6 separate regions of the Mus musculus genome follow, and all the other regions are linked to region 5. Evidence: chromatin loops called from intact Hi-C (ENCODE). Cell type or tissue: gastrocnemius. All regions are shown on one strand.

Region 1 (5,000 bases), 510 kb before region 5:
CAGACAGGGTGTCACAGGCTGTGTTAAAACAGCTCCGGGGGATGGGGTGGGGGGGCTGAGAACAGCTATTTTTTTCTTCCTTCTGTTTTTAGATACTTTCTGTTTATGCTTCTAATTGTGCTGACTAGACACGGTTTAATAGTTGCAAGCTGCCTTAATCCTTTTTTTGGAGTGGGGGAGGAGGCAGGCTATATTTTAAATATATGGCAATATTTCACAAGTCCTGGAATGGAAAACACTAGACATCTCTACTGTGTCTGAGATAAAAATAAGTGCATCAGCCATCATCCTCCGAACACTCCCACAGAGGCTCCTGAGCACCTCCCCGCGCGCCCCACCCCCAGTGAGACCCATCCCTGCCGGTTAGTTCTCATCATGATACTTGGAAGAGACTCAAGCAACAGTGCAGTTTCCACCAACAGGATTGCTTTAGTTTCCAAGCTTTCTGGTCCTGAATACAAGCCCCCTTCCAGGAACTTTCTGGAAATTACTCTTAACATTCTCTTGATCCCCCTTCTAGGCTAAACCCCATGCTTCCTTTCCCATTCCATGTGGGATGGGACCACAGGGTCACTTGTTTGCTACCAGAAACCATGTCGGCAATAAGCGTTGGTGCTTATGTGTAGTCTTGGGTGAGGCTGGCATGAGTTAAGGAGTCAAGCAGGATCAGTGGGCAAGTGTACTCTTGGTAGTCAGCTTAGAGGGAGAGAATAAATTTGAACCTAGATGGAGCTCATCTTAAAGAGCCAACAGGCTTCCCCACCAGCCACACATGGCCTCTCTGGATCACTTCCTCTCTTCTGCCTCCAAACCGCTGGGGGAAAATGTCCCCAGTTCTCCAGCCACCCAGTTCCCTTGTTAATGAACACCAGAAAGGAAAATTTTCAAACAAGCTGAGAAGCCATGTGAGATGGGGACTTGCGTTCTAGCTGCCTGGGGCTCCCAGGTGGACATGGGGTGTGAGGAGGGACAAGGTGCCCTCAGGATAGAGTTCACACAGGTAATGAAGGGTCCGATGCCAACCTCAGTAGGCACGCGTGACTCAGTTTACCCAAGATGGTCTGTATGCCTGAGATACGGTTGGCTAGTCTCTGAACGGGGCCAGTTTCTATTTGAGGGATGGAGTGAGGAGGAAAAGAAGCACAGAGAGGAACTGGACCTCTTTTCCCTTCATGTAAATGGCTCTGGCACTGTGTTTGATCCTTTGAACCTCAGTTCACAATTCAAATTCATCATCAACAGTTGGGGCAACTCACACTGACAGTTATGCTACGTGCTATGCACTACGGACCAGGCATGTTGTGAAACATGTATTGATCCATTCAGTCCTCACACCAGCCCTATGAGGAAAACACTGGTATACTCCAGGCACAGAGAACCTTCCCAGGATCACACAGCTGGTCCCTGGAGAGGACGGTGGAATTCTGGTTGAGGTGTGCACAGTAGGGCAGTAAGATGCCATGCACGTGGGTGGCTGATAAGCAAGAGGTGCTTGGAACACAAGAAGCAGGGGAGACCCAAGGAAATCTAGAAGCAGCTCTTGGGTATATCCTATTCTTTACTACTGTATCATCCACTGGGTGGCTGCTGAGAAGAACTCAGGCAGCGTGATCTGCCAAGCGTAGCCTGCTCTCATCAAGCCAGTGCCTTCAGGCCTGAGGCCGAGAGACACGAGCCACAAGCACCACACAGCTTGTGTCCTTGCCTCTGCCCTGTCACCAGGGCCATTTGCCAGCAGAGTGCACATCCTAGGTCCCTGCATGCCCTTGGGCTTCCTGTTTCACTGACGATCCCCATCTCCAGAAATAACCTAATTATCTCTGGGAATAGCTTTGGCCTCCTCGTCCTAGAAGCAGAAGTTTAAAAGGTTCCTATCTGGGCTTCATGGGCACTGCTAGGTGGGTTATTTATTCTGCCTCTAGAGGGAGCTCTTTAGTTCCAGACTTTATTTTCTCTTGCATGCATAAGGCAGGGTATTCGCTGTTGAAAGCAGGCTTTCTCAAGAGAGGAGGCACTGCAAGTAGCTCATGCTGGCCAGTGTGCCCTGTTTGCTATTGTTCATGACAGTGCTTATGACAGTCATTAGATTAGTGCTTTTAATAACAGGCATGAACTGGGGTTTAGCCTATTCAACAATGTCCTAACTGGGAGATATTATACCCCCACTTTACAGGTACAGACAACGAGATTCAACACAGTGGCAAGAGTTGGAAGCCAGACATAGTATTGGGATTCTTATCTTGACCTAAATCCTCTGCATACTTGTCTATGACAAAGTAAGCAATATTCATTGTCCTGAAGGCGGCTCAGTTCTGAGCACTTACACTTAACCTATTTACCCCTGTTAAAACCTGTCAGGCAAGCTTGATCAATCTCTCTTTTTTTTTGCAGATTTGGAAACAATATACAGTTTAGCTTGCCCAAGGTCATGGTTAACCTCTAGTGACTAGCAGTCCCTGTTTTCCCGGGACTAACCTGGTTCAGAGATACAGAATTATCATCTAAAAAGTGGTCAGTCCTGGGCATACCAGATGAGCTGGCTACCTTGTTTAATGCAGACAGTGTGAAATCAGGGCTGTGACCCCAAGGGGATGCTCTTACCAATGACAGTAGTACATAGTCCCCCTTTTTCCTATGTTTTGGCCCAAAGATTTAATGGAAGCTAGGGATGTGGTGGAGGAGTTCCTGGTTTCAGATGCTTCCGAGTGCATGCTCGCTTGGATGCTATTCTCTTAGACGGATGTCCAAAATGTCCCTCCTTCCAATGGCTGCTTCAATATGTTCTTTTACAGCAACCTTTGCAGCTCTACATTGTAAGCAATTCCAGTACTTCCCAGAAACTTGAAGAATAAACTCCCTGTTTAGTTTAGACAAAGCCTAGCAGATAGCCAGGGGAGTCTGATAAATATGTGTGCTGCTCCCTGGGGTGCCTCGGAAGAATTCCAAAGCTCAAACCAGATGTGCAATTGACAGAGGTTGATGAGGGATGGTGGAGGGTTTGGGCACAGTCCACATGCCAGGTTAATTCTTCATAGAGATGTCAAGACAGTTTATCCATCCTAGGACTCTCTGGCCTCTTTGAGGTCATCAACTTCTCTTCCTGGACATTTTGGGGGAGGGGAGCTGGAGAGTCCCAAGCTACAGACAATGAGGGTTTTCTGTAAACTGTTTAGGGATTGGGAATATGTACGCAGGGGTAGGGAAGGAGGGCAGCTTTTTGCCCAACTTTAGTCCCTGCTATTTTTGGTTCCTTTGAGAATTGTTCTACTTGGTTACTTATAGAACATTTGGAAATGAGTTCCCCCTGGAGGCATAGGCCTGTGATGTCAGGAACTCAGAGGGCTGAGGCAGGAGGATAATAGGTTCTGCGTTATCTATGAGGGAGTCCAAACTGGCCTGGCCTAGGGAGCGAGACCCAATATCAAAGTAAACAGCAAATAAAACCAAAATAAATGGCAAAGAGGATTGGAGATGTGGGTCCGGGGCAGAGACCACAGAGCATGTAACAGGCCTATGTTTAATTCTTAATATTGTAGCATGCACAAGCATGCACATGCACGTATGTACACACACACACACACCCACACACACACACACACACACACGCACGCACACAAACACATACACACACATAAATAGCACATTTTTGGGAACTGGACTACGGATCAAATGTTTTTTACTTCAAGGTTGATGGGAAACGGCTTTTGGGGTAACAGGAATCAAGGCAGCCTGACCACTGTGGTTTTCTGATGGGCTTTCCAAATAGCCTGGGCACCCAGATGTCAGCAGGAGTCTTTTTTTGGGTCTTTGTGCTTTTGTGAAGTCCATTCAACCCCAGGGGCTGTGCAGAGGGGTCACAGCTCCGTGTGGAGATAGACATGGGAGAAGGTGACATGGCATTCAAGTGGAAATTATTTCCAGATGACATTTCAAAACCATTCCTCCATTCCCTCACATCCATTACGTGGCACTCCTTGGGTAACTACGAAAAGGCCTCCTCTGTCTAACACTTTCCAGGCTGGAAGTCACAGACCCTCCAAAGCACAGGACTTGACACTTGGATATTGAGAAATTGCGTTCTTCCTCCCCGTTTGTCAATGTGCCCCACGAAGACATTTGGTTCTTTTGTGCTAAAGTCTTTTTTTTTGTTGTTGTTGCACAAATTGAATAAAAATTCCATCTTCCCAAACAGTTTCTGTTTGCTCAATGAACTTCCTTTCTTTCTCAACATTTTTAACGGAAACTTAGTACTCTTTCTGCAAATCGCATTTCGTGACCTCAAAATTATGTTATGTCTATGTGGAGCGCAGTTACAAGTGGTTGTAAGACCACTTTGGGTGCTGGCAACCAAAATGGAGTCCAATATAAGGCCAGCAAGTGCTCTTAACCCCTGAGCCATCTTTCCAGCCCCTATTTCTGAAACTTCTATATATCTCAGGAGCTACATTAAAAGGTCATCTTAGTAAACCCAGTGATATTTCTGGGCTTAAGATAAATCACATTAAAGTTTTTTTTTTTAATTTTATCTTGAATGACTTTGGAATCTATGGAATCTAAGCATACTCGATAGCCTGAGATCTGTGAGAGGAACGATATCAAGCATCAGTAAGCAGTCGGCTCTCAGCCTTCGTTGTTGAAGCACTTGTTGAAGGGCGATGTGGGAATATTGTAGTAATTAGCAGTAATTAGAATCTTGACTGTAATTACCTGTGTGAAAACTGGTCAGCCTAGTCCTTGTTCAAAAACTGCACGAAAAATTGAAATAACATTCTAAATAACTTCTACTTGGTCATGGTTACCTCCTCCCCCACTTCTCCCACATCCATTCCTATCTTCCCTACCTACTCAACTTCATGACCTTTATGTAAGTACAGCGTATGCTGCCCACAAACTCTTGCTTCCACGCTATCACTGGAGGGTGATCTACCCATCACGGTGTACACTGTTTAAGAAACAGACTCTCCCTTTTCAAACATCAGCCCTCAGCTGCCAATAGCTCC
Region 2 (5,000 bases), 190 kb before region 5:
CTAGTAGAATTAGTGAGCATTGTTATTACCTTTTCATCATTTAATTAATTTTAAATGTATTTGTTTATATAGTTTATGTCTATGGGTGTTATGTCTGCGTGTACATCTGCACACCAGAAGAGGGCATAAGATCCTGTAGTGGCTGTGAAGCACCATGTGAGTGCTGGGAACTGAACTAAGGACCTCTGGAACTCCTAACCACTGGCCCATCTCTCCAGATCTGCTTATTACTTTCAGTGTGTGTGTGTGTGTGTGTGTGTGTGTGTGTGTGTGTGTGTATGCATATGTAAGAATAGGCATGTGTACCACACAGCACACATGTGGAGACCAGGATAACTTTCAGCGGTCAATTCTCTTGCTACCGTGTGGTTCCTAGGCATCGAGCTCAGATCCTCAAGTGTGCTGAGCAGCGCCCCTCCCTGCACTGACCCACCTCAGCAGTCTGAAATTGTGTTGTTATGGTGAAAGTAGCACGTGATCGACATATCATAGAAACTCAAGAACTATGACTCAGGAGCTGGTGATGTAGCTCAGTTGGTAGAGTGCACAAAGAAAGAGAAAGAAGAGGGAAAGGGAAGGGAGAGGGGGAGAATTAACCTGGCTTGGCCCTAAGTTAGACCTGAAAATTTTCAGTGACCTTGCTGAGAGTTCTCCTAAGTTGTCTAAGGTGCGGTGCAGCTTGGATGTGGCGCTAGAACACGTGCCTGACACCTGCCAGCTCCAACCTCAGCACCAAACCAAAATAAACAAAACCAGCAAAGGTTCTCTCTCTCTCTCTCTCTCTCTCTCTCTCTCTCTCTCTCTCTCTCTCTCTCTCCCTCTCTCTCTCTCTCTCTCTCTCTCTCTCTCTCTCTCTCTCTCTCTCTCCCTCTCTCTCTCTCTCTCTCTCTTGTGTCTGGGCATGGAATGGAAACCGTTCCTATGGAAGCCAGAAAGGGACATTGGCATTTCTGGAGCTAGACAGTTGTGAGCCACCTACTGTGGGTTCTGGAAAGTCACTGGTGTCCTGTGGAAGAACAGCAAGCATTCTTAACCACTGAGCCATCTCTCCAGCCCTGAGCAAAGGTTTTATGGAGCTATTAATGAAAAGACACAAGAGGAAAAGTCAAATATTCCTCTTCTCAGAAAGAGTGATAAGTATTTATTCAGTGCCTACTATTTGTCAGACATTTAAAATCCCCTGGTCTTGTTCTCTGTGTCCTTGGAGGTTTTGGAGGCACATCTCCCCTTTGGAATTTTAAGTATTGCATGAGCTAGTTAGTTAATGGAGGGATCAAGAGGGCGATGCCAGTTTGAAACAATGTTGTCGCTGGACTCCAGTTACAATGTATTCATCTGGACTGTGACAGCAAGGCAGTCTGAGTATGAGCCACAGTCTTCTGCCTTGGCAGCCACACCCATTCGCAGGGCTGATTGCTAGCAGCCAGCAAAGGCTTCTGATAAAAGGGAAGCTGCTGAGCTATTAGGTTTGCCGAGCTCCCAGGTAGATTTCCACAGGCAGAGGAGAAAGAGCGGTGCCTTGTTTTTGCCGGCGTGGGTGTTAGCAACGCGAGACAGGAACCCAGCATTAATACAGGCACCGGCTCCTCGTAGAGCCAACTCCAAAGGGTCCTGGTGACTTTTTCTCTGCAGTTTGACTCCTCCCTCCCTCCCTGGGAGCCTCTCTGTTCAGTCAAGCTTTTCCATCCTACCCCAGGCTGAATAGAGAGCAGAGGGTGCCAGAGACCGAGGTAGACACTCAACTCCACTTCTACCGAACCAGTCTTCCTTTCGACGTCTGTCTCTTCTCCCTTTGGTTTTTGATCATCTTGTGCTGGATTTTGCTTCTGCCACTCTTCTGTTAATAGGTAGCTGGTGATCTGCGTCATCCTGGAGGGTCATCCATCTCTACGGCCTTCTTCCACATTCTCAGGGGCCTTTCTTAATGATCACCCTTTTAGAATCACATGCCTGCTGCTGCTTCACAAGACACAAGCATTTGCTTTGTGCCCCCTGCATTTGTGTTCCAATCTTAAACTGTCCCCTTGCCTGCCGACTTCCATCCCTTAATATTCTTGAAGACAACCGGTCCCTTCTCATGGAAGTCAGTATCCTCAGACACAGGCCTTCTGAGTTTCTCTCCTGCCACAGGGCCACGGGACTGCTCTGCTTCGCCTGACAGATCAAAGGACATTTTCCCCAGCCTGTTCACTTTCTGCCTGGTGATCATAGAAGTACCCAGAGCACAGCTAGATGGCGCTCACGCCTACACATTTCTGAGGAATGACGTTTTTTTCCTCAGAGGAATTTCTGAGGAAGAAGTTTTTCCATTTGTCTCCCATCTTGAGCTCACAGCTTTGGGAGGAGGGGGACTGGAGCACATGGACTAATTACAAAGAAACTGGAACGTGTGCATTTTCTAATCAAACTGATATCTAATGGGCACGCGAGTCAGATTCAGTTCTAAGTCCTCAACATTGCCCTGCTACACATACCTTGCCCCAGGAGACAGATACAGAAATGGCACTTAGAGACTTGGTAAATTTGCCCAGAGCAGAAGGGTGTCAGAGATGGAAGTCCACAGGCATCTTGCACCAAAACTACCCTTAACAACAAGGGACTGGTTGGAGAATGGAACCAAGAGAAGAAACTGGGAGTGTTGGGAAGGCACGGCTTTCTACACAAAGCATTGTTCTGCCTAAAATTACTCCACAGCCCTAAAGCACCATGTGTATTTTGAATATCCAATCATTTTTTCTAAAAGCCCTAAGTATATAGCTCAGTGGTAGCGCACTGGCCCACTGTGTAAGATCCATGCTCAAACCCCTGCACCATGGAGTTACAGTAGGAATAATAATAGTAATAATAGCTGGGTGTTGGCAGTGAATGCCTTCCATCCCAGCACTCAAGAGTCAAGAGTTCAAAGTCTGCTTGGGCTATGGAGGGAGACAGTATCTCAAAACAACAATAGCGATAATTTTTATGAGACTGAATATATAGGACTCAACTCAACTATGATCAAAGGTGAATCTGGCACACATAGGCCGAACTTTATATATTAAGAGGGGAGAGCTAAGAGCATTTGGCTCTTGCTTCTTCTCCATTCTCTTCTCTGCTCATTTTCAGACTCAAGCTTTGTGGGACACACTGAACTTATAACAGGACCCATGATGTCCCAAGGATGCACTGAACATGTATGTTGCTGAGTCCATTTCTATTCTCCAAAGAGTAGCAACATTTTTTTACTCTGAATGAAGATCCGTGTGGACCATACTTGAAGACCCTGTAAATCTCGAATAAATAAATCTCTAATTCTATCCCTACTGACTCCCCTGAAGGCCTCCTAGCCTTTCCATCACCCCCTCCCTCCCTAAGGCGTGATGTTAGAGAGGGGACCCAGGGGGAAGAGGCAACATCCCTACTCTATCACAGGTGGAACCTCACTTCTCATTGTTGATAGACGCTTGCAGGTTAGGTGACCACTTATAAAGCCCCTCCTGGAGTCTTGGGGGTTGCCTGTAACCACTAGTGGTTCCTGTCATTTACTCTTCATTACTGGAGTACTCTGGCTGCAGTAAAGGTGATCAATCACAGAATGGTATTGTCCTTTAAAACTCCGTATAGGAAACAGGCACTGGGCTGGACCGTGAGGTTTTGTAGGATCTAGTACACAGAGATTTGTGAAAGACCAAAGCCACTGTGTTTCTGCAGTCTGCCAAAAAGTAGACACACATGTACATAGATGTCGAATGTGTACTCCTGCCAACAAAAACATGTCTCCATCCCAAGTTCAGCTACTACTCCATGTGAGCCAATTGCGAGGCATTTGCACATCACTAAAGAATGAGAAGGGAACTTTGTTCCCAGCCCCTGCCACACAGCCCAATCAGCAGACGGCCAGGAGGGAGCAGAGCCACAGGCATTTGGCACACACATGTGCACTGCCTGCTTCTTTCCAACCTGGCGGTCCAAGAATCAGGCACAGGGGCAGGGAGGGTCAAAAAGGGCTCTGAAACACATTTGTAGACCCGGAAGTATAACCTGGAGAAAGGCTGGTCAGCTGGGTATATGGAGGAAGATCCACACCCCGTACCCAGACCCTTTCCTGTTGTAGAGGAGAGAGAGAAATTCCTGCCCGAGGGAGCAGCCCCGCAAGTTCTGGAAGCCTTAAAGTTGATCTTGGCTGCGTTCTTCTGCAGGTGTCTGATAAGCTCCATCTGATCCTCAGTGTTCTGGACTCTCAGAGAAGACCTCCCCCCTTGAATGAGAAGACCCTTAAAGGCCACCTGAAGGAACTCCAAGATCAGGTCAGTGTCACCATCAGCTATGGCCCATCATGGGTACCCAGAGTCACTTAGCCCTCCAGAATTTATCAAGACCACTCTTAGAGCTAGAATATGAGGGTGCTTAGGGTTCCCAATTGTCCAGACCATTGATGTGCCTGATTCCCTTTTGATTTCCTGTGAATTTGTATCTAAGCTGTGTGTAACCAATTGTTTACACCAATTTCACAGCAACCCTACATCTCAGCCATACTGGTTCTACGTGATTAGATACACCTGAGGCTACACCTGTCCACACTTGTCACTAGGTCAGCCTCCTGCTGAAGGAACATCTGTGTGGTCCTGAGCAGGACCTCGAGGGTATGCAGGTGGAGAGAGGCGCTCAAGGAGCCACTAATACTGGCCAGAGTGAGTCCTGCTCAGGCTATGGGTTATAGGTTTAGCTGCCAGCAGTCTCCTGCAGCAACACCGCTCATTAACTAGCTCTTACTTTCCTTTTGGGATACTCACATGATCCCATGTGATTACTGTTCAGAACTGGGACTGTAATTTGGTGTTAGAGCGTTTGTCTGTAACGCGTGAGACCCCGGGCCATGCCAAATCACACTACCGTCTCCGAAGAGCTGGATCCTCAATACCACCTTGGTCTCTTGCCACTTTGACTCTCTTCTCTGAAAGACAAGAGGGTGTGACCCCCACACTTCTTTGAGGATTCATATTTTCATATCCTTCAGCGGC
Region 3 (5,000 bases), 720 kb before region 5:
CACTCATGGGGTGGAATGGAGCAGGTTAGACACTCATGGGATTACAGGTTGTGCTTTACAAGATTCCAAATGGCTTTTAAGGTGAAGAGCTCAACATGGATTGTGTGGTGCTTAAGCAGGTAACGAGCATAGGCTTGGGAGCCAGAAGAGCTGGTCACAGCAGTCACTGCCACTCACAGTGGCTGAGCGCGTCCCAAACTCAGAATCTCAGCTTCTTCATTTCAAAACTGGAGTTGCTGCACAGTAAAGACATATATACATAAGACACTAAGTCTGGTACATAGCATATGTAAGCCTTGATACATGAGGTCCATAATATGATCAAAATATACTGCACAGGTATATGAAATTCTCAAAAATAATGAGAATGTTATAATAAAAATAATTTTAAAAATTTAAAATAATACCCAGTAAAATTATCACTAGTATTAGTCGTGTGATACTGCTCAGAACCTCCCTTTGAGTCCACCTGTTCTCTGATGTGACACATGATCAGATTTTTCATTTCTGCTCACCAGCTGAAATTAGAGGAGTGGCTTTTCTTGCTATCAAAGAAAACAGACCTGATGGACAAAGAAAACATGGGGACCTTTCTATGGGTGTGCTGCATACGACATTCAACTCCACTCTCTTCTTGAGGATCCTGGCTTCATGTTTTATCAGTCACAACCTTTCATTGTGTTCCTTCTTACAGCAGCCCCTATTTTAAAGGTGCTTTCCAAATAACCTTATGTTTGGACTGAGTTAAAAATGCTAAAAACAGATGTGCTCGCTATCTTCCAGGAATGCTGCAGAGATCCTAAGGAGAGTGGACTCAGCACCACCTGGATTGGACCCACAAGACAGTAGCTACTATTAACAAGCCCAAAAGAAAAGAGAGAATTTGATTTTAGTGCCCTGTTAGAGATATTTGGGCAAAAGAAAGTGTATTTATGTGGAAAGTTTCAAGACATTACAAATGAGATAAAGCTAAATGAGAAGAACACAGACGTGCAGCCCATAGACCTCAGCTCGCCATATGTGAAGTATCAAATAAATAGCTTTTCTAATCTCAAATGTTAATCTCTCCTTTCAGCCTTCCTCATTTTATGGGACCAAATATTTCAAGCCTCATCTGGGTTCTATTACAATCTCAAAGACAACACGATATCTAGGAAAGAGTTTATATGTAAAAATCACTTAAACTCAGGCAGTGGTATAAACTGAAGTCCAGACTCCATTACCCCTAGATTTCATGTAATTATATTCCTTTTTCTTTAACTCCAAAATGATAATTTTCTCCTTTGGCACAGAGTCTCTTTGGCTCCAGGTTTGATGCCAATGCAGTCTTACTGTGAAAACAAATTAGAAGTAGGTGGTCTGGTTAGTCTTCACAATGCTCCATTTTAATCAGGCAGAGCAGTGGAGAGGACGGCTGTGGAAACGCTGGCGGGTCTTCAAACAACAGTGCACGCTGTCCATTTTACTCACAATGAAAAAGCTCTTCGGGAGATTTCGATAACGGTTCCCCTCCTACTCGGAGTCCACATTTGTAATGTTTATATAAGTGGGGCTATAAATCTTTCTCCAATAGACCCCATGGTTTCTGAGGCAGACTTCTTGTTATAAACTGCCTGTTTCCGGTTTGCCTGCCTAAGCAAGGCAGGCAAAGCCAGTTCGCCAGAGACTGGAACTAATTTAATGTGCTCCAGGTTTAAGCCCCTAGCCTGTGTGCCTTTACAGGGAGATTTTACACAGCGGATTACAGCTGACTTTAACAATGATTCATATGATAAGTGGCTTTCGATTTGTTTTTTAATGTCCGAAAGTATGCATTTGCAAAGGACATGTCATCAAAATAATGTTGTTAAAGTAATACCCTTAGAAAGGGAAAAGAAGGAATTCAACTTTTCATCAAAATGAAAAAGTTTAAATGTTATCCGTGCCAAAGACTCTTGCACATGAATTTAAGGGTTCTATTACACAAAATAAGACAAAGTTGTTTATAGACAGTTAAGCCTGGATGAGCTCCAAGATGTGATTGGTTAAATTGATACATTTTACCTCAAGGTTTGGTCCTGTTATTAAAAATACTGAAGCTATCATGAAAATGGACAAAAGCCCTATTCTTTCCAGCCTCAAAGAGATCCTGTGCGTTTTTTTTCAAAGATGCACCATTCCTTGAGACAAGCGCTAACTGAAACAGAAGCACATTCACAAACCTCCACTACCATCCATCAGGGGAAAAACAAAAACGTGTCATCTGTTACCTCAGCAACGCCCCGTAAGAAAGTAAACGGCACCACAGAAGCGAGGAGTCTACTAATCCTCTGAGTGTCTGTGCTGAGTACTCTCTACAACACCTTTTTAAAATACCAAATGTAAGAAGATAGGTTTGTCCCAAGCTGTTGATTTCTTCCAATTTTTTTCTTTTGAGATTCCTTCAAAGGGCAGGGCAAAGACATACAGTAGGGGGCAGTGTTGCACCACCGTGCTCTCACTTGGAAAGAATCAAGGCCAGACCGAAGGAAACCCAGCCATTATTCTTCATTTAGACTTATTACCCTAATTATTACAAAATTTCAGAGTTTTTCCTTGTAGCATAACCTGCTTTTTCACCACCTACATACCTACATACCATATTAAGATGTTTTAAGTGATACAAAAACAAATGTTTTTAATAACAAAACCAAATCCACCCAAATATCCGAGACATGGCTGATTGCTGTTTAGCCGTTGATGGAGAACTATTTGTTCAATGTCATATTTTAAAAGCACGAAGACTTCTCCAACTGCAAATATCCAGATGTTCTTTATTGTAAATATAATATCACATTGGGAGATGGCTAAAAAAAAAAAATGAATGAACCTTGGTCTAAAATGAAATGCAGAGTTGGTTTATAAAATACAAGTCAATGTGACCCATGCTAATTAGATAATTTTAAAAATATGGGGTAAGAAAATATTTACAAGTACAAAATGTCTTCATATCTTCCAGAAATAAACTCTTTTGTTCCATCTGCTGGGCTGGCTCTCGGAAGGAGGAAACTGACACCTGGGCTGCATGCTTGCTCCCCAGCACTTACGCTGCTTTGGAGTTCTGAGTGGGTGCGCGGAGAGGCTAAACCTTTCCCAGGTCCCAAGAATAAAACTTGCCCATCTATCGAAGTAATTTTATCTACCATACATAGTGGAAATCCAAGTGTATATTTCAAGGTTAGTAAACAAAATAACAATTCACTATTTGACTTCAAAAAAAGAAAAAAAGACAAGGAGCCTGAAAGATGGCTCAGAAGTTAAGAGTACTTACTGCTCTTGCAGAGGACCTGAGTTCATTTCCTTGCATCCACATTAGACATCTCACAACCACCTGTAACTCTAGTTTCAGGGGTGGGTCTGATGCCCTCTTCTGAACTTTGCAGGCAACTGCAACCATGTGGTACACATAAACTCATACAGACTACACACATACAGACAGAGACTGTTTTTTAGTAAATAATTAAAATAGAATCAAAACTCCCACAGTCTTAGTAAGTGATTATTTCTCTTTGTCTTCAATTTCAACTTGGTTTTTTTTTCACTTGTGTTAAGAAAGGTTAAATTTAAACAAAAATAAACTTTTACAATTTCATAATTACACTGGAAAAAATATTAAAATCATGTCTCTAGAGATATACAAATTAATGGTTTAAAATTTACAAAGGGACTCTAAGAATACAAAATATTTTTTGAAATTCCATAAGCCAGCAAGAATCCATAGGCTTACATTTAAATGTAATAGATTTTAGGTTTTAGTACTTTGTTATATTATGGTTCATTGTATTCCTGAGAATGTACTTTTTTTACACTCTCCAGGAGTGTGTGTGTGTGTGTGTGTGTGTGTGTGTGTGTGTGCACAGTATGCACTTAGTGCTTCTATGAGACTCCCCCCTCCCCAATATGTGCTGTACCTTTCCAGCAAAGCTTTTGCAGTGGGGAGAGGCTCCTTTTCAAGACTTAACAGAAACACTGCCCCTATAATTACAACTAAATTTCCTTCAAATTGAGCTAAACATTTGAGCTGCCAGATGGGACATAATTCTTCATAATTATTGCAGAAAGAGGGCCTGTGACAGTTGCAACAGAGTAATTGGCTAATGGAAGAGCAGCAGGTATGCATTTTCCCCAAACATCTGTTTGAAACTCTGGGTCATTTGAAGAGTACCTAAAAGTCCCATCTTCTAATTAGCTTCTCACCAAGCCAAATCCCATTGCCAAGGCTGTTTGAGTTGGGTGAGGGTCAAGGTTCTTCTGTAGTCAGGCTGATGAAAGCACTGCACCCCTCCAAAAGCATGCACTTATTTCATCTCACAGTGTCGCTCTGAGATGGAAGAGGAAGAAGCATTTTCTCCTAAGAGGAATGTATTTTCTTCATTATTTCATCCATTTCTCTGTCAAAAGAATCTTTGCATACCACATAACTGCTTATTTCTCATCTCTCTTCCTTTTATACATCTTATGATGAACAAGGAGATGACTAGAAACAACAAGGTATGAACTTGGCACTGTGAGATATAATAAGAAATATATTTTGGTTTTGTCCCTGATTCCTAACACAGAGCTCCTAGAATCCCTTAGGATTTCATGAACTAGGTTGTCTTCAGGGGCAAGAGCAATGGCTTAGTGATAACCAGCACTTGTTGCCCTTGCTTGCAGAGGCTCTAGGTTCAATTCCCAGCACCCACATGGCAGCCAACAACCACCTGTAATTCTAACTGCAGAAGATCTGATGCCCTCTTCAGACCTTCATGGGTACCAGGCTCACAAATGCCGTATATACATACATACATACAAGCAAAACATTGATACACAAAATAAATAAGCCTTAATGTTTTACAAGTGTGTTCAGTTAGTCCAACAAGCCCCACTTAAACACATATAAGCTTATACTAATGAAGGACCTACTGAAGGACCCCAAGTGATATCATGATGAGGTTGACCAGCAGAAAGTCCTAGATCTCTCCATCCACCAATCTATGGGA
Region 4 (5,000 bases), 360 kb before region 5:
TAATACTCTTTCACTGAAAACTGGAGTATCAGGTGAGTGAGACCCAAGTACAAAAGCCAGAGATTTTCACAAACCTGATGGAGTATCTGCGAGGGGAAGATGGATGGGATGATGAACTGCCTGGAGTAGCGCCATGTTTTACAGACCTGCAAGCACTTTGGCTTGTTAGTGGAGCGTACATGTCTTAACTGCTTTTGTTTCCAAATCTATTACTTGAGTGAATGAAGACTCCGTCCCCGGACAGAAATGATTTTTATAAAAATCCTTTCCTCTGAATCCAGGGCATTGGCAGTACAACTGTCAGAAACAAGCTTGCTTTGATGTTTTACAAAGCGTGAGGCCAAATATCGATCTTTGTAGGACTTAGGGAAATATCTTGTGTATAGGAAAATATCTAAGTTGAAATGTATTAAGCCGATGTTGGCTTAATTCAAAATTATACCTAATTTGAAACAACTGTTTTCCCTTGGTCAACTGGCTAGTCTATTGGGTTTTAGTAAGAATAAGAAAATCTACAATCAAAGTTGAGTTCTTCCCCACCAAGAGCTGTGCTTCCACTTCCCCAGGCTTGTGGGAAGCAGAGCTATTAGGAAGCTGGCGCCCTTCTCTACGCCAGAGAAGATTAGCAGAAGTTAGGCAAGGGTTTAGAGACTTGAAAATTTGCCTTCAAACATGAGGAAAAAATTAAAGTTTTTCCTAAAGTTGTTCCTATTGGCAGAGACTTCATTCATATCCTGCTCGTACAGGCGCAGATATGGGCATGGGTACAGATGTGGGTGTGGATACAGATACGGCCATGGGTACAGATGTGGGCATGGGTACAGATGTGGGCATGGGTACAGATGTGGGCATGGGTACAGATGTGGGCATGGGTACAGATGTGGGTGTGGATACAGATACGGCCATGGGTACAGATGTGGGCATGGGTACAGATGTGGGCATGGGTACAGATGTGGGCATGGGTACAGATCTAGACATGGGTACAGTTGAGGGCATGGGTGACACATTCTTTTCTGCAGAGGCAGAGTATTCTGTATGAGTATATGAGATGCTGTGTGAGTGTAGCTAAGTTTACTTATCTGTTTCACTTTGGTGGGACATTGAGTTGCTTCCTGTTCCGAGATGCTGAGAGTGAGGCAGTAGCCTCTGCCACCGGCTGAGGCAGTGGGGCGTTCTGACAGTGCTATCCTCTGTGTGTATCCACACATCTGTATTTCCCCCTCCAAGGCACAAAGAGGATCATGGAGCAGGGACTAGAAAGAATGTAAGTCAGAAGATGAGGAAGAGTGCTGCGAAGCCCAATCTTCAGGATGACATGGCCACTGTACTCATAAACTTGTAGCCATGGTTACCTGCCCACTGAGGGCCCATCAGTGGTCCATCATTTGTAAGGGAGGGAGGCCTCCTCATGAGGCCTAGCCTTCCTTGAGGAGTTCTTGGCAGCTAACAGGGTATCAGGGGAGGGGAGGGGAGGGGATTTTCCTCCTGGCCACAGGTAGGTCGTCCAGACTTTAGGAAATAGTATTCCTATCCAAGCTCATGTAAACAATGCTGATTAAAATCAGTAAGTTGTGAGTGGGGACGGGGAGGAAGAACAGAAAAAATGTCAGGAAAGTAGGAGAGGGACTGGGTGGAAGGAATATGGAGTTCAGCAAGAGGGGACAAGAAAGAATGGGGGAGAGTGAATTTAGTCAAAATACATTATATATAGATAGATATAAATATAGATAGCTATAGATATGCATACACATACGTAATTGTCACACACAGACATACAAAGAGTTCATGACAAAATACACAGTACCTACATTATCTGGATTTTTAGAAAGCTACAGTCTTCATGCCCTTGAGAAGGCCTGAAACAAAGAAAATTAGTGTATATTATAATATGTACGGTAACCCACTGTGTCTGCTCTGCCTTCATGGGGTCAATCAAACACAGACAACAATGTTTATGAAAAACAACCGCATCTGTCCTAAACATGTACACTCCTGTTTTCCTGGTCATTTTCCCCTAAGCAATAACTGCAGCTACTCACAGCACTTACATTGATTTGTGTGAAACAAGTAATCAGGAGATTGCGTGGGTTTTATGCAAACACTATCCATCTCACAGAAGGTACTCGAGCATCCTTGCATCTCAGTATCCACTGGGTACTGGAGCCAATCGCAGGAGGACACCAAGAAACAGTCCTGTTTATATGCTTTTCAGGTAAAGACAATTCCAGACCGCAAGGATCAGGTGCAGGTCGTGATTCAGATCTGTGCTCTCAGAATACAGAACAGAATCTTTTGTCTAGCATGCCAGACCTGTCATGAAAGCTGTTCAAGTAAGAGATCGGGCGGGCACTGTGAAGCAGGGGGAGGCTGACAAGTGGCCAGGACACCCGGGGGTCAGGAAGCAACTCCCTGGAGCATAGTCCCTGCGGTACCATCTCCTCTAGCTTCATGGCTACTTACAAGCTATCCTGACCCTAGAAAGGGATCTAAGGAGAAAGCTACTGCGCTGAGCCTAGGAGGCAGCAAACAGCTTTGGGAGAGGAGCCACAACAGCAGGGAAGCAGTGCCAAGAACAACAGGAAGCTCGAAGCCACGCCCCTGCTCGTTGAGCGAGCGCAGGCCTGGAAGCCTGGGTTATTTGCTCCAAAGAGCCTTGAGCAGATGTTACATAAACAAAACCTCCACTGACTCCAATTCTGGGTCTGGCCTAAAATAGCCCCGGGGCTAGACTCTGTCATTCCTAGTGGTTCCCCATGTGTGCAAACTACTGCCCTCATTGAACCATGTTGGTGGACACACTGCAGCCTCCTCAAGGGACAGCTTCCCCTAGGACCAAAAGCAAGGCTCCTTGACTGCCCGTGGTGGCCCAGACACAAGGCGTCCCTCTAAGATCTCTGGTGGCTGCTGGCTCCTCTCTCCAGGAGGCAGGAAGTTGGGGGAGGAATGTTTAAAAAGTCTCCCCCCACCGCTTTCTTCCCCCTCTTCTTTCTCCTCCATCTTCCCTTTTCCCCCTCTCTTCTCCTCTTCCTCCTCTCCATCCTTCCCCTCCCCATCTTTCACCCCTCCTCTTTCCCCACTTCTCTCTCTCCTACTCCTTTGTATAATGTGGAGAAACCCGAAGCAGAAGCAAGCTTTCCAGGTTACCGCGGGTGCAGGCGGTAGTAGAGTTCCTTCTTGGGGCTTTTATTTGCAATTGATTTAAGACTGTCGCTGTGCTCCCGACTGACTTTGTGCTTGTACAAGTTTCCCAGACCTGTTTGGGTTTCAGCTCCTTTGTGCTACATACAGAAAACCAGTCCAGTGTGAACATCTGGAGGCTTGAACATCTGTGCCCCAGCAAGGGGTCACTCCAGCGTTACCACTACTTCAGCATGGGTCCCTGGAAACTGTTAATCATCTTTTTCTCCTTGGCCGCTTGCCTCTCTCTAGAATCTTACAAGCAAATCTTAAAGCAAAGCAAAAAACAATAAAGCAATGTCTATGATTCAAAAATACTGGTGCCAGATACTTGCTATATGTTTAGTACTATAGAAAGTATCCGATGTGTTTCCTTTTGTTTAATTTTCACTGAACAGTCCTATGAAATTTGAAGTTATTACCTCCAGGAGACAGATAATGACAGGTTAGAAAAAATAACGATAGGACTTGCCAGAATTTCTACAGGGGTGGGACAGGGCCCAGAGCTGGCAGGGACTGACTGTGTCAGAGAACATCTGCCAGGCCTCATAGCTCCTCCTCTTGGTTTTCTTTCTGCTCAAAGTCCAAGCTACTCTATCTTTTGCCCTTCTAATTAAACACAGCAACCAGTGTTCATCCTAACATGGTCTCTGAGACCCAATCGGCCAACATGCTATTGACATCAGGAAAAAAAAAAAAAAAAGGTATGACGCATACGGAGGAAGTGTTGAGATTATATTTTTTTTTTCAGTACTTGTACTTTGAAAGAGGTCTTTGTGTTTCTCTGGGTTAGAGCCTCCCAGATGTAGTTGTTAGCCCCGAGCCTAAGTTCTAAGCCCCCTAGAGGAAGGCTGAAACCATATGTAGACAAGAAGAGGCCTATAAGAGGCCAGTACTCAGGCTAGGGCCAGTGCCAGCTGCAGGGAGCAGGGAGGGCTCATGTCACTTGGGAACTCTTAGCTTCCTGAAGATTTTAGTTCTGACCCCAATTGTCTCTTGAGTCTGGGACCCTCAGGGATTTCTGTTCTAGGATGGTACACTCTTCCCCTTAGAACTAAGGCAACTTTACCGTTAGACAGAATCAAATGGCATATATATGGTGGGACTGGGTGGACCTATATGTTAGAACTTTAGGTGCCAGGACCAGAATACCTAAGGGAAACATTTAAATGGGAGGATTCTTTTGGCTCACGGTTTCAAAGGGCTCAGTCCATGGTTACTTGGTTCTGTGGAGAAACGTGGGTCATGGTGGTACCATCATGTATGTCTAACCAGAAAGCAGAAGTGACAAGGGATCTGGGGACTTGTCATAGCTCTCACGAGCATACCCATTTTGACCCACTTCTTCCATATAGGTTCTACTTCCTAAGGCTTCTAGAACCTACCAGAATAGCACTACCAGTTGGGGTCTAAGCCTTCAGTGCATGAACCTCTTTTGGGGGGGGGGGGGCGACACTTCATGCTCAAACTCTCGCATCCTACCTGTATGGAGCTTTTATTCCTTATTCATCCAAACATCCCTAACAGTCCTGAGATATCTGCTATGTGCCGAATTCTAAAATAGTGGCTATGGTCCCTGACTTTCCAGAGCTGGAAATCTAGAGCAGGGGATGAAGAGAAAGCAGCTGTTGCAAAGGCTGGGGCAGATGCAGCAAGGAGTTTTGGAAACACAACTGAAGCTCTGCTTTGGTCTGGGTGCTGAGCACTGGGGTTTATCTGTGTTGTGGCTGAGGGAAGGGGCATGAATATATACACAGTGGTTTCCCAGGAGAGATTGCCCCACGCTCTCTCTTCTCTGGAAACCCCGGGTGCCCAAGATTTGA
Region 5 (5,000 bases):
CAAAACTCAGGGGCGGTCTCCGCGCAGCCTTCCCTCCTTCACCGTTATTCCCTTGGAAATCAGTTTATACATGTGAGATTAACTTCCCTCGAGCAGGGCCGGGAAAGCAGGAAGCGATCTCTTGGCTTTGAAGCTTCTGAGGTCGGCGATTCTTTCTGTTTGGAAGGCGTGTGGGGCAGTCTGCAGAGTAAGGCAGTATGACTCGGCCCTGGTCTGCAGCAGGACCAAGCCAGAGCCTCGCAGCCAGGTGTGCAGGAGTTGCCAGTGACTTGGCGACCAGCCTTGGCGAGAAAGGAAGTGTTGGCCTGTTTGTCTGCTGTGGGGAGTCCTTGCAGAACCCGCGCTTAGAAACTCCCAGGTCTGCTAAGACCTCTAGAAGACCCGGAGGGTGTGCATGGGGGAACCCAAGCTGGGGAGGGGGCGTGGGTGGCACTTTTAAAAGTCTGGGCTGCCCAGCGTCGGACAGAGCTGCCCAGAAAAGCCCCAGGCTGGGCGGTGTGGGAAACGGCTTTTTGGCTTCGTGGCGGAATTGCTCAATGTTTTGGACTGAATTGCTTCTCCTGAATGGTTTCGGATCAGTCTTAGGCAGCCTTGAGGAGCCGGAGGAGGCCTCTAGTGTAAACCCACACTGTGGTCTGCAGCTGTACAGCCCCAGATTTAACACCCAAAGTCTCAGAAGAGGCTCGGGGCTCAGGGCGCTCCTCGGGCGCACCTCTTCTGCCGTCGCACTGGAGTTTACATAACCTCTCTTAGGCTCGGATTTTCCCCTGACCAAGGCTTTCCATCTCATCCTTCCTCTCGTCCTCTTTCTTTGCAAATTCCTCTTGATGAGGACTCCTTCGATTTCCCAACAGGAGTGTGTGTGTGTGTGTGTGTGTGTGTGTGTGTGTGTGTGACACACCAATTAATTTGTCGCCGTGGTCAGTTCCTGCTTAGGAACCCTTGCAAAAGTCCTGTTTTGGGTTGTCTCTAGTACAGCTGGGTTTCTAAAGCTCGCGGGAGAGAAAGAAAGAAAGAGAACACAGTCCAACTCCACTGTTTATTGCCCCGGATCCCTTCTTTTGCTGGAGTCTGCAGACCCGCAGGGTTCAGACTCAGAACCTGGCCTCCCACTTCTGGGCCCAGGGGCTTCTACTTTCTTCCTGGGCGCGGGCTGGGGAGAGATGCAGGGGGAGGGGCTTCAGGCTGCAAACGCGTCAGGCGCCGAAGCTGGCGGGCGGGATTTCTGCCTCCTGGGGACAGGACCTAGGCTGCGCGGGACCTGGGGACGTGGTGACCATCCTTCTGCCTGGTGACCTCGAGGGGTGGGATCCCCCTCGGGCCTTCAGTGAGTAGCATCCAGGTTAAAGGTTGCTGACTGGAAAGCTGGATAGGTGACTCAAAGGTGAGAGGCTCAGCGACAGTCTGGCCGCTGATGGTTGGGTTGGCCGGAGGCATCAGCATTGAGGAGGAGAAGGAGAAGGAGGAGAAGGAAGACGAGGAGGAGGAGGAGGAGGGGGAGGGGGAGGGGGAGGAGGAGGAGGAAGAGGAGGAGGGGGAGGAGGGGGAGGAGGAGGAGGAGGGTGGGTCTTGTAGGAGAGTACTCAGTGTGGGATGCAGAGTACGCAGCTTTCGCTGACTGCATTCTGATTCCCGACCTCATCGGTGCCTTTTTTTTTTTTTCCCTCTGAAGTAGTTCAATGTTTTTTTCTTTTGTTTTAAACTGAAGGGTGGACCACCAATACTAGCTGGGAACTTAGACGGTAGTAAAAGGGGATAAATGTAAGCCACGGACTTGGAGAGTCTCTTTCTTCTACTTCAGTTCCCTTCCTTCCGGAAGGTAGAGAAGCTAGAGGCATGAAGTAGAGCAGGGGTGCCCAGGGGCAGGGCAAACAAAGGGGCAAGGTGGGCACTCCAGACCCCGAATCACAGAGCTTGGTCCAGCCTTTGGTTCTGGCGGCTGCGGTCGGTGCTGGCTGGCCTGCAGGAGGCGCTGTGGCTCGCCTGTAACCCTAAACCTGGCCCCCTCCCTCCACCCTGCCCAGTCTCCTCTCAGGTCGCAGTTGAAAACAATGCAAACGCTGAGCATAGAGCCTGGGGCGCGGCGGCCTCCGCAGTCCTGAGCTGGAAGGAAAGGGACTTGGGCTTGGGCCTGGGATCGTCGGGTAGATCCGTGTCGCCTGGTATCTGGTGGCGATCTTGTGGCGCGGGGGTTAAGGGAGACAGGGAGAGAGGGTGTTGGGGAGGGGGGTGAGAGACACAGATACACACACACACACACACACACACACACACACACACACACACACACGGAGAGAGTGAGGGAGAGGCAGAGAGACGGAGACACACAGAGACAGGCAGAGAGACAGGCAGACACAGAGAGACACCCAGAGAGAAGGGGTGGTCGGGATCCCGAGCGTGCTAGCGCGGAACCTCAGAGAGAATCGGCCCCAGTGCGCGCAGCGCTGTAGGGGACCCGGAGCCTGAGCTTTGAGCGACGCCGGAGCCAGCGGGTAAGATCAGCGGGGTTGCCGCGCCCTCTAGTGGCTCCCGCAGCGCGACCCTTGTCCCAGTAGCCCTGGGCGGTCGAGCGGTCCCCAGCCGGGAGCCCAGTGCGCCTGGAATTTGGGCTCACCTGGGTCGCTCTTGAGTTTTCCTGCGGGCACTGCGTTGGCGCAGAGGCGTTGGGTGGACAAGAGTGGGCTGAGGGTCCGGGTTTGAGCTGGAGAATTGGGGCGTCTTAATTTAGCAGAAGGTGGGTGGAGGCGGTGGAATTCCGGATCCAGGGAGATCTTGGGGGACAGTAGCCGGCGTGTGCGCTCCAGGCCGGCTCAAGCTTCCTTGGCCTGTTGCTGTCTTAGACCCCGCGTTACCGAGCAATGGAAATAGTCCTTTCTAACCAACTGGGCTGCAGGGACCCCGCGGGGGGCGGGTTTACGAGCAGCGAGAACAGAGTGGCAGGGAAAGGCGTCGTGGTCTCTCTTGGCAGGGTCTAGGTAGCCTTCATGCTTGGAGAGGTGGAAAGTCAAAGGGTGTTGTTTCCCCTAAACCCAAGTGACCAGTTCTGCAACATCTTTGAGACCTGGTCCACAGCGCTATCTTCCTGGCTCTCAAGGCACGGCTGTGTCTTGGTCCCTCTTTGGGCAGTGGTGATGATAATTATGCTGATGGTGACGATGGCGGTATGTTTGTTCCTCAGTGAAGTCTCTGGAGGTCCCCAAAGAAATTTAGCATTTTAGATAGGAGTTTTGTCATTTCTTCTTCCACGCCTAGGAGCTCAACTACAAGTCATCACAAGACCTAAAAGTAAAGATTAACCTACGATTTTTTTTTAAAGTTGGGACATTTTAAAATCAGAACTGGTTTCAATGGCGCCTGCAGCTCAGAGACAACAGGACACTGGTTCTTGAACCAACACTGCCATCTGCTGTCTACTCTGAGGAACTGCATATGCCTCTGAGAGGGCTTGGCAAATTCCAAGCAAATATTGGTAGGAGGGAAGTTTCTCTCTCTCTCTCTCTCTCTCTCTCTCTCTCTCTCTCTCTCTCTCTCTCTCTCTCTCTCTCTCTCTCTCTCTCTCTCTCTCTCTCTCTCTCTCTCTCTCTCTCTCTCTCCCCCTCCCTCTCTCTCCCTCTCTCTCCCTCTCTCTCTCCCTCCCTCCCTTTCCCTCCCTCCCTCCCTCTCTCCCCCCTTTCTCCCTCCCTCTCTCCCCCTCCCCCCTCTCCCTCCTTCCTCCTTCCCCTCTCCCTCTCAAATTTTAAATTTTTATTTCAAGTGTATGTGGGGGGGTTCCCCCATATTTATATATATGAGTCTTGTGCATGCCTGGTGTCTTCTAAGATCAAAAGAGAGTGTCAGGTTCCTGAGTCTGAGCTGCTGTGCCGGTATAGAGACTTGAACCCAGAGACCATTCGGTGACCTTAACCACTGTGCTATCCCTTCATCCCCCTTTTTGCTCTTGAGGAGCACAAAGATGATTTTATTAATTTTTCTTTCTTGCGAGTCTGCAACAATCTCCAGAGGAACAGATTTTATTTTTCAGACATTTGTGTAGTTTCCAACGTGTGTGTGTGTGTGTGTGTGTGTGTGTGTGTGTGTGTGTGTGTGTGGTCAAGAGATCAAATTCAATCCTTCCAAATGCTCAGTAAGCCCAGTGTGGCTGAGCTACATCGAGCCCTAATTGCTACTCTTTCACACGTACATAATGAACGGGGTTTATGTGAGCAGGCCTGAAAGGAAGGGAGCAGGCTTTTTTCCTTCTGTAAACACAGCGTGTGGGCTTGGTGACTTCAAGACACCTGATGACTTTTCTTTTCATTTAGTGACAGTCGAAAGGATGTGTTATTTTATTCTTTCAGAGTTACACATCTGGTGCAAAGAGACCAGAAAGGTCTATGAACCCAGGCTGCCCCCTAAAATGCATGTGTGTAAAAGTGTCCCAGCCCCTGTCTCTTATTGAACATTTAATCTTGTACTTTGGCAGATCAAAACACCGCAGACCCTGGTGGGGTACAGGTCCTGGGAAATACAATTTGGGCTAGAAAACGCAGAAGTGGCCACCATTGCAGACCCATATTTAAGCTGCCTGGGCTGAAGTTCTGAGAGCGAATAAAGAGAGAGGAGAAACAAAACAAGAACCTAGATGTGCTATTTTCATAGTTAGAATTAACTTAGGAGAACTGAAATTAACCAAACCTCAGAAATCTGAATCTTGAAGGACCTCGGTGGCTTTGGTGGCTGAGAGCCTCCTGTGGTCTTTAATTGGGACAGGGTGGGGTGGATTTCATTGTCCAGTGGTTGAGCAGCGAAATCCATGTTTTTTGCTCTTACTGTCAGGGAAGCTGGGAGTAAGCCTCAGGGGAGTGGTAGCTCTTCTGGGAGCAAGCTTGCATCCTGTTTACTTTCAAATTTGCCTGTGGTCTCTGGTAGGAGGCTCACCTTAGGAGTTTTCACTTCTGCAGTGGAATGACTAGCTCTGATGGTGTACCGCTCTGCAGCAGGAGAGCTTGAGTTCAAGGCCA
Region 6 (5,000 bases), 850 kb before region 5:
ACAGGCATATGCATCCAGACACACGCGGACACACATACATACATACATACATACAGGCATATGCATCCCGACACACGTGGACATACATACATACAGGCATATGCATCCCGACACACATGGACATACATACATACATACAGGCATATGCATCCCGACACACGTGAACATACATACATACATACATACATGCAGGCATATGCATCCCGACACACGCGGACATACATACATACATACAGGCATATGCATCCCGACACACGCGGACATACATACATACATACATACAGGCATATGCATCCCGACACACGTGAACATACATACATACATACATACAGGCATATGCATCCCGACACACGTGGACATACATACATACATACATACAGGCATATGCATCCCGACACAGGTGGACATACATACATACATACATATAGGCATATGCATCCCGACACACGTGGACATACATACATACATACATACATATAGGCATATGCATCCCGACACACGCGGACATACATACATACATACATACATACAGGCATATGCATCCCGACACACGTGAACATACATACATACATACATACAGGCATATGCATCCCGACACAGGTGGACATACATACATATATACATACATAGGAAGTAAATGTTCCTTTTTTTTTTTTTCTTCGAGACAGGGTTTCTCTGTGTAGCCCTGGCTGTCCTGGAACTCACTCTGTAGACCAGGCTGGCCTTGACCTCAGAAATCCACCTGCCTCTGCGCCCCCCCCCCCAAGTGCTGGGATTAATGGTGTGTGCTACCACACCCGGCTATCATAGGAAGTAAATGTAACAACAATAAAAAGAATATGCTTTTTATAATAAAATATAAAAGGAAAAAACCCAGCACACCAGAATTGGTTAAGACAAACAGAAGAAAAAGAGCCCAAGAGAAGGCAAAAGAATCAGAGACCCACTCATGCACACACCCAGGATCCCACAGAGACACTGAGCTGAAAGCATACTATCTACTCAGAGGGTGAGGTGCAGACTCATACAGGTCTGGTGCATTGCGGCTTCAGCCTCTGTGAGTTCATACAAACTGTGACAGTGTTGATTTAGAGGGTCTTGTTTCCTTGGTGTCCTCGCTCCCCTCTGCTTCGTATACTCTCCCCACCTCTTCTTTCAAGGGGTTCCCTGATCCCTGAGGGGAGGTATTTGATAGAGACACCCCAAACTGTCTTAGGTCTACTACTGTGAAAAAGGACATGTTGGCTTGAATTCTACATAGGGAGGCCTTCCATATTCCTCTCATTTTAGCAATAAATAAAAAGGATAAACTCACAAATATCCAGGGTCCTGAAGTTACATACAGAGATATGTCATCAGAGAGCCATTAGGAATTAAATTAATTATCTGATCTGATCAATGCATCTTTATTAAGCCCCAAATACCAAAAAGAGGATTAGGTACTGATGAAAAACAGTACACGCTTTATATATGTAGAGGAAGAACACTTCTCCTGTGTATAGAGGAGAGGGGGACACACTGTGTCATATAGTGGTGTGGTGGGCACTGGAATGAAGATGCACAGGCTGCTGCATTGACTTTCTGCAGGATGAAAGGAGGTTAGACCTGACACCAGAGGCTGTGATGTTCCAGGCATGAGAAACGCCTTGCATGAAGATCCGATACACAGAGTTCAGCAAAGATGCTGAAGGCTGGGATCAGAGGAATTACAGGCAGAAACTGTTCTTATCCACCACACCTACAATCCACACGTTCCTTCCTTGCCTTGCCCATGTGAACATTCTATGTGTGGAATGCAGTGTTATTTGTGTGGCTATTCTCTCCTCCAAGACACTACTCCCAGACTGACTCCACAGAGGTGGCTCGCTGCCTTGATAAGGCCACAGAGTCCATCCATACAGCATCAGTGTGCAGCTCCCTTGCAGACACACCCCTACACTGCCTTAGCCTGCTGGGTACGCATGATTCCATGACAGCTCAGAGTGCACTGCATCAGGGTGCCTGGGGCTCCTCACAAGACTTAGGGAAGAAAAACACTTATCTACTTCCATACCCTACACAATGCCAAGTACACAATGGGAAATCAATAAATATTTGTTGAACACACATATGAGGTCAGTGGGATACAGCTCAATTCTCAAACATAGCCAGATATATCTTTTTTAAAAATTCTACATAGCACACCCTGATACAATTGGTTAGGGTACAATCAGACATAGCATGGATCTCTAGTCTGTGAAAGCCACTGTAATTCGGCATTGCCTGCTGTTAGGAGATAGGGGACTAGGTTTACTCTAAGCTAGTTTCCACTAGAAAATGTTACTGGTGAAGTAGTTTTAGCAGATGTTTTGAATACAAACTGACACTGCAAGGTAATGATTTAGCAGATAACTAAAAGTTAGAAAGTCAGAAGGGAGAAGTGGGGGACGCCTTTCAACTGCCCAGCTTTGTTATGGGGTGGGGAGCTGTTATTTTCTGCCTAGGTTTTTCATCAAGCGGAGATCACTATATTTAAGGGAATTTAACAAGAGTAAATACAGAGAAGTACAGTAATGAAAACTAAGAATATGCCTGTGTTGTTAGGACAGTCCATAATTATGAATTTTATGTCTTCATGCATCACGATTGGTTCTTAGACACTTCCCATGCACCCAGACTTTGGGCTTCGTGTCTGGGATTCAGAGGTGGGGAAGACAACAGCTCTCCTTAGAAGGAACTGACAGTAAAGAATGCAAGCATCCTAATGACAAAAACCCCATCTATAATCTTATGCCCATGCATGGAAGAAGCAACAGGGGAACTGGGAGCAGGCTTGCCAGGAACAGCCCAGTCTGTCAAGCGCATGCTGTCAATCAGGCAGACCAGAGAAGGCTGAGGTTGGTCAGTATGTGGCTCTTCCCATCGTCCTTACAACACCAGCTCAGTGGGATCCTCTGCCATGGCCATGCTCTAGCAGAGCGGCCCAGCTCGTGTGCTCCCATAGCTTCTTCAGATCATATCTTCAAGCTGTGCCTGCATTAAAACTTGTCTCTAAGAACTTGCTAAACTTGGGAAAGGGAGGGGGCTTCATTTTCCTTCTGCAGTAACCTACATTGGCCACCAAGAGGCGCTATGGATCAACAAATGAGTGTACGCTGCTCTGTGGGACTCTGAAGTACAAACCCAGATTAACCAGCATCAGAAGGCCAGCAACTCTTGTTGGAAGACAGATGTTTGTCCAGCAGAGTACAGATGCTTTTGACCAAAGTTCCAAAATAAATCTTTCTTGTAAAGTTTAGTTAGAAGGCAGAGACTGTTTCTTACAGAGGTTTCCAAAGCTAAAAATAACTTCTTTCTCAGTGGGTCAACTTGGGTAGGGAAATAAAAAGGCAAACAAAACATTAAATAACAACAACAACAACAACAACAACAGACAAGCTCAACTCTCACAAGTTAAAATGAAGCTCTGGGGGCGATGAGAACATCTCTTTGAAAGGACACATGCTGGAAGCGGCTCTGATCATGTCACCCTTGGCCTCAGTTTTGAGTGACCCCATTCGAACAGGAACTGTCCTTACTCTCCAGGCAGAACTGGCCAACGCTTCATGTTTGTAACATTGCAGTCAGTTGCCATGGGAAGTAATCTACTGCTGCAGGCATCTTTTGGGTTAGCACTCCTGGATCATACAGAGGCAAAAGCAGCCAAGCAAACGGTAAATCTTGTCTGCGCTAGTGTGTTCTTCTTAGGGCTTAGTGAGAGTCAGAAAAACTGGGCAAAACTGTTACAATAGGAATTTTTAAAACTCTGCTAAATACTTGTGCAGAACTTTGGGAATGAACTTTCCATTGACTGAGACCACTCTTGAGCTCACTAGTCATGGGCAGGTTTCTCATTTTCTTTGTACTAGACAAATTGAAGGCTGGTACTATAAGTGGCTCTATTAGGATAAAAGTGAAAGACTTAGCTCCCCAGAGTTTTAAATATTTCGTTTGAAATTAGCTGTGTAAGTATTTTTCAAAAGCCTCCTAGAGAACCTGAAAACACAAATATTTCCTAAGGCTTCTTAAGTATTTAACGACATTAAAAAAATGCTCAAAATATTACCCAGCCTTTTCCCCCCACCCACATCCTCTCCCCTGGAAGAGAGAAGAAGCAGAAGTCCTTGCCATACTAATCATATTTGGGTGGTTACCACTGGCTAATTATAATACAATGGGCTATTTTCAGATTCCTAAAAATAAGGGAAACTTCATCAAATGCTGGGAAGGGCTGTGCAAGGGCGCCACACGGTCCACATGACACCCACAAGGGACAAATGTGAGAAACATTTCAATCACATGAAAAGCAAGGGCACCACGCGGACCACTTGACACTTTGAAGAAACCAACTCGGGAACATTTCAATCACACGGAAGCAGAGAGGATGAAGGAAACAAGTTTACTAGAAGCGTGCCGTGGGAGCGATGCAACTCGCCCAAACTTCCAATGATGCTGGTGGACCTCTTCTGTGTGCATCTTGAAGGAGACTGAATGCCATGCAGGCTTGTGCATGGACAAACACAATAAACAGACAGTCAGACAAACAAACAAAACTTTTAAACAAGTGCTTAGTATGTAGCCCAGGCTGGCCCTGAATTTTACATCCTCCGGCATCTATTTCCCAAGCTCTGGGATTGCAAGCATGCACTACTGTGTCTGGTCCCTAAATAACACCATTTAAAAAAGTGTTTGATAAAACCTTGTTGTATCTTTTAAATTGAAGCCATTTGGATTTCATCAAAGTATGATTCTTAAAAATATCCAATGGTAGGAACAATAAGTTATTTTAAAATCAATTCTGGGGTTAAGAATAAGGATCTGTTTGTAAAACAAAGGGGATGTGCTGAGGAATGAGGAGACAGCAGGGACTGAGTGAGTGGAGAGGCGACGGCACCTCTTGGTGGGAATCAGACTCTTACACGTAAACTGAAGGTGCAGTCAGATGGTTTCTCTGTCAGCTCAGGATGCTTGTTACAACTCCA

Evidence for each region. Hi-C counts contacts between places; a loop is a spot of excess contacts. Peaks named below come from ENCODE experiments on the same cell type or tissue, not always from the same donor. Only the 100,000 strongest peaks of a DNase experiment are listed, where the experiment ranks them.
Region 1: it touches region 5 in a loop (4-fold over the local background); 27 of 42 quality-filtered maps call a loop at or near these places.
Region 2: a loop joins it to region 5, with 5 times the contacts of the local background. A loop is called at or near these places in 27 of 42 quality-filtered maps.
Region 3: it touches region 5 in a loop (8-fold over the local background); 32 of 42 quality-filtered maps call a loop at or near these places.
Region 4: a loop joins it to region 5, with 3 times the contacts of the local background. A loop is called at or near these places in 30 of 42 quality-filtered maps.
Region 6: it touches region 5 in a loop (7-fold over the local background); 30 of 42 quality-filtered maps call a loop at or near these places.

Annotation. Positions count from the first base shown.
Region 1 is chr5:74,639,391-74,644,390 of GRCm38, forward strand. All of the region lies in intron 2 of Lnx1 (ligand of numb-protein X 1), which reads right to left. Among named protein-coding and RNA genes, the nearest start is that of Gm32304, 5.8 kb to the right of the region's middle. In gastrocnemius, a CTCF peak has its summit at 1,915 (motif pointing right); DNase peaks (open chromatin) are centred at 1,744 and 1,949; H3K27ac peaks cover 1,010 bases.
Region 2 is chr5:74,959,134-74,964,133 of GRCm38, forward strand. Gm6116 (predicted gene 6116) reads left to right here. Exons shown (of 5, transcript NR_045866.1): 3 at 3,106-3,173; 4 at 4,179-4,286. The region is part of intron 1 of Gm52778 (a long non-coding RNA gene); the gene reads right to left. Among named protein-coding and RNA genes, the nearest start is that of Gm52778, 12 kb to the right of the region's middle. In gastrocnemius, a CTCF peak has its summit at 2,227; DNase peaks (open chromatin) are centred at 2,231 and 3,885.
Region 3 is chr5:74,431,532-74,436,531 of GRCm38, forward strand. All of the region lies in intron 4 of Scfd2 (Sec1 family domain containing 2), which reads right to left. Among named protein-coding and RNA genes, the nearest start is that of Scfd2, 98 kb to the right of the region's middle. In gastrocnemius, a CTCF peak has its summit at 2,440 (motif pointing right); DNase peaks (open chromatin) are centred at 1,415 and 2,457; H3K4me3 peaks cover 264 bases; H3K27ac peaks cover 893 bases.
Region 4 is chr5:74,789,847-74,794,846 of GRCm38, forward strand. No RefSeq gene overlaps it. Among named protein-coding and RNA genes, the nearest start is that of Lnx1, 89 kb to the left of the region's middle. In gastrocnemius, a CTCF peak has its summit at 2,512; DNase peaks (open chromatin) are centred at 2,582 and 3,696; H3K4me3 peaks cover 1,043 bases; H3K27ac peaks cover 4,819 bases.
Region 5 is chr5:75,153,858-75,158,857 of GRCm38, forward strand. The region is part of intron 1 of Pdgfra (platelet derived growth factor receptor, alpha polypeptide); the gene reads left to right. Among named protein-coding and RNA genes, the nearest start is that of Pdgfra, 4.1 kb to the left of the region's middle. In gastrocnemius, CTCF peaks have their summits at 1,951 (motif pointing right), 2,541 (motif pointing left) and 3,391 (motif pointing left); DNase peaks (open chromatin) are centred at 273, 1,236, 2,044, 2,520 and 2 more places; H3K4me3 peaks cover 4,609 bases; H3K27ac peaks cover 3,178 bases.
Region 6 is chr5:74,308,490-74,313,489 of GRCm38, forward strand. All of the region lies in intron 5 of Scfd2 (Sec1 family domain containing 2), which reads right to left. Among named protein-coding and RNA genes, the nearest start is that of Gm32064, 5.6 kb to the right of the region's middle. In gastrocnemius, a CTCF peak has its summit at 3,092; a DNase peak (open chromatin) is centred at 3,101; H3K27ac peaks cover 1,994 bases.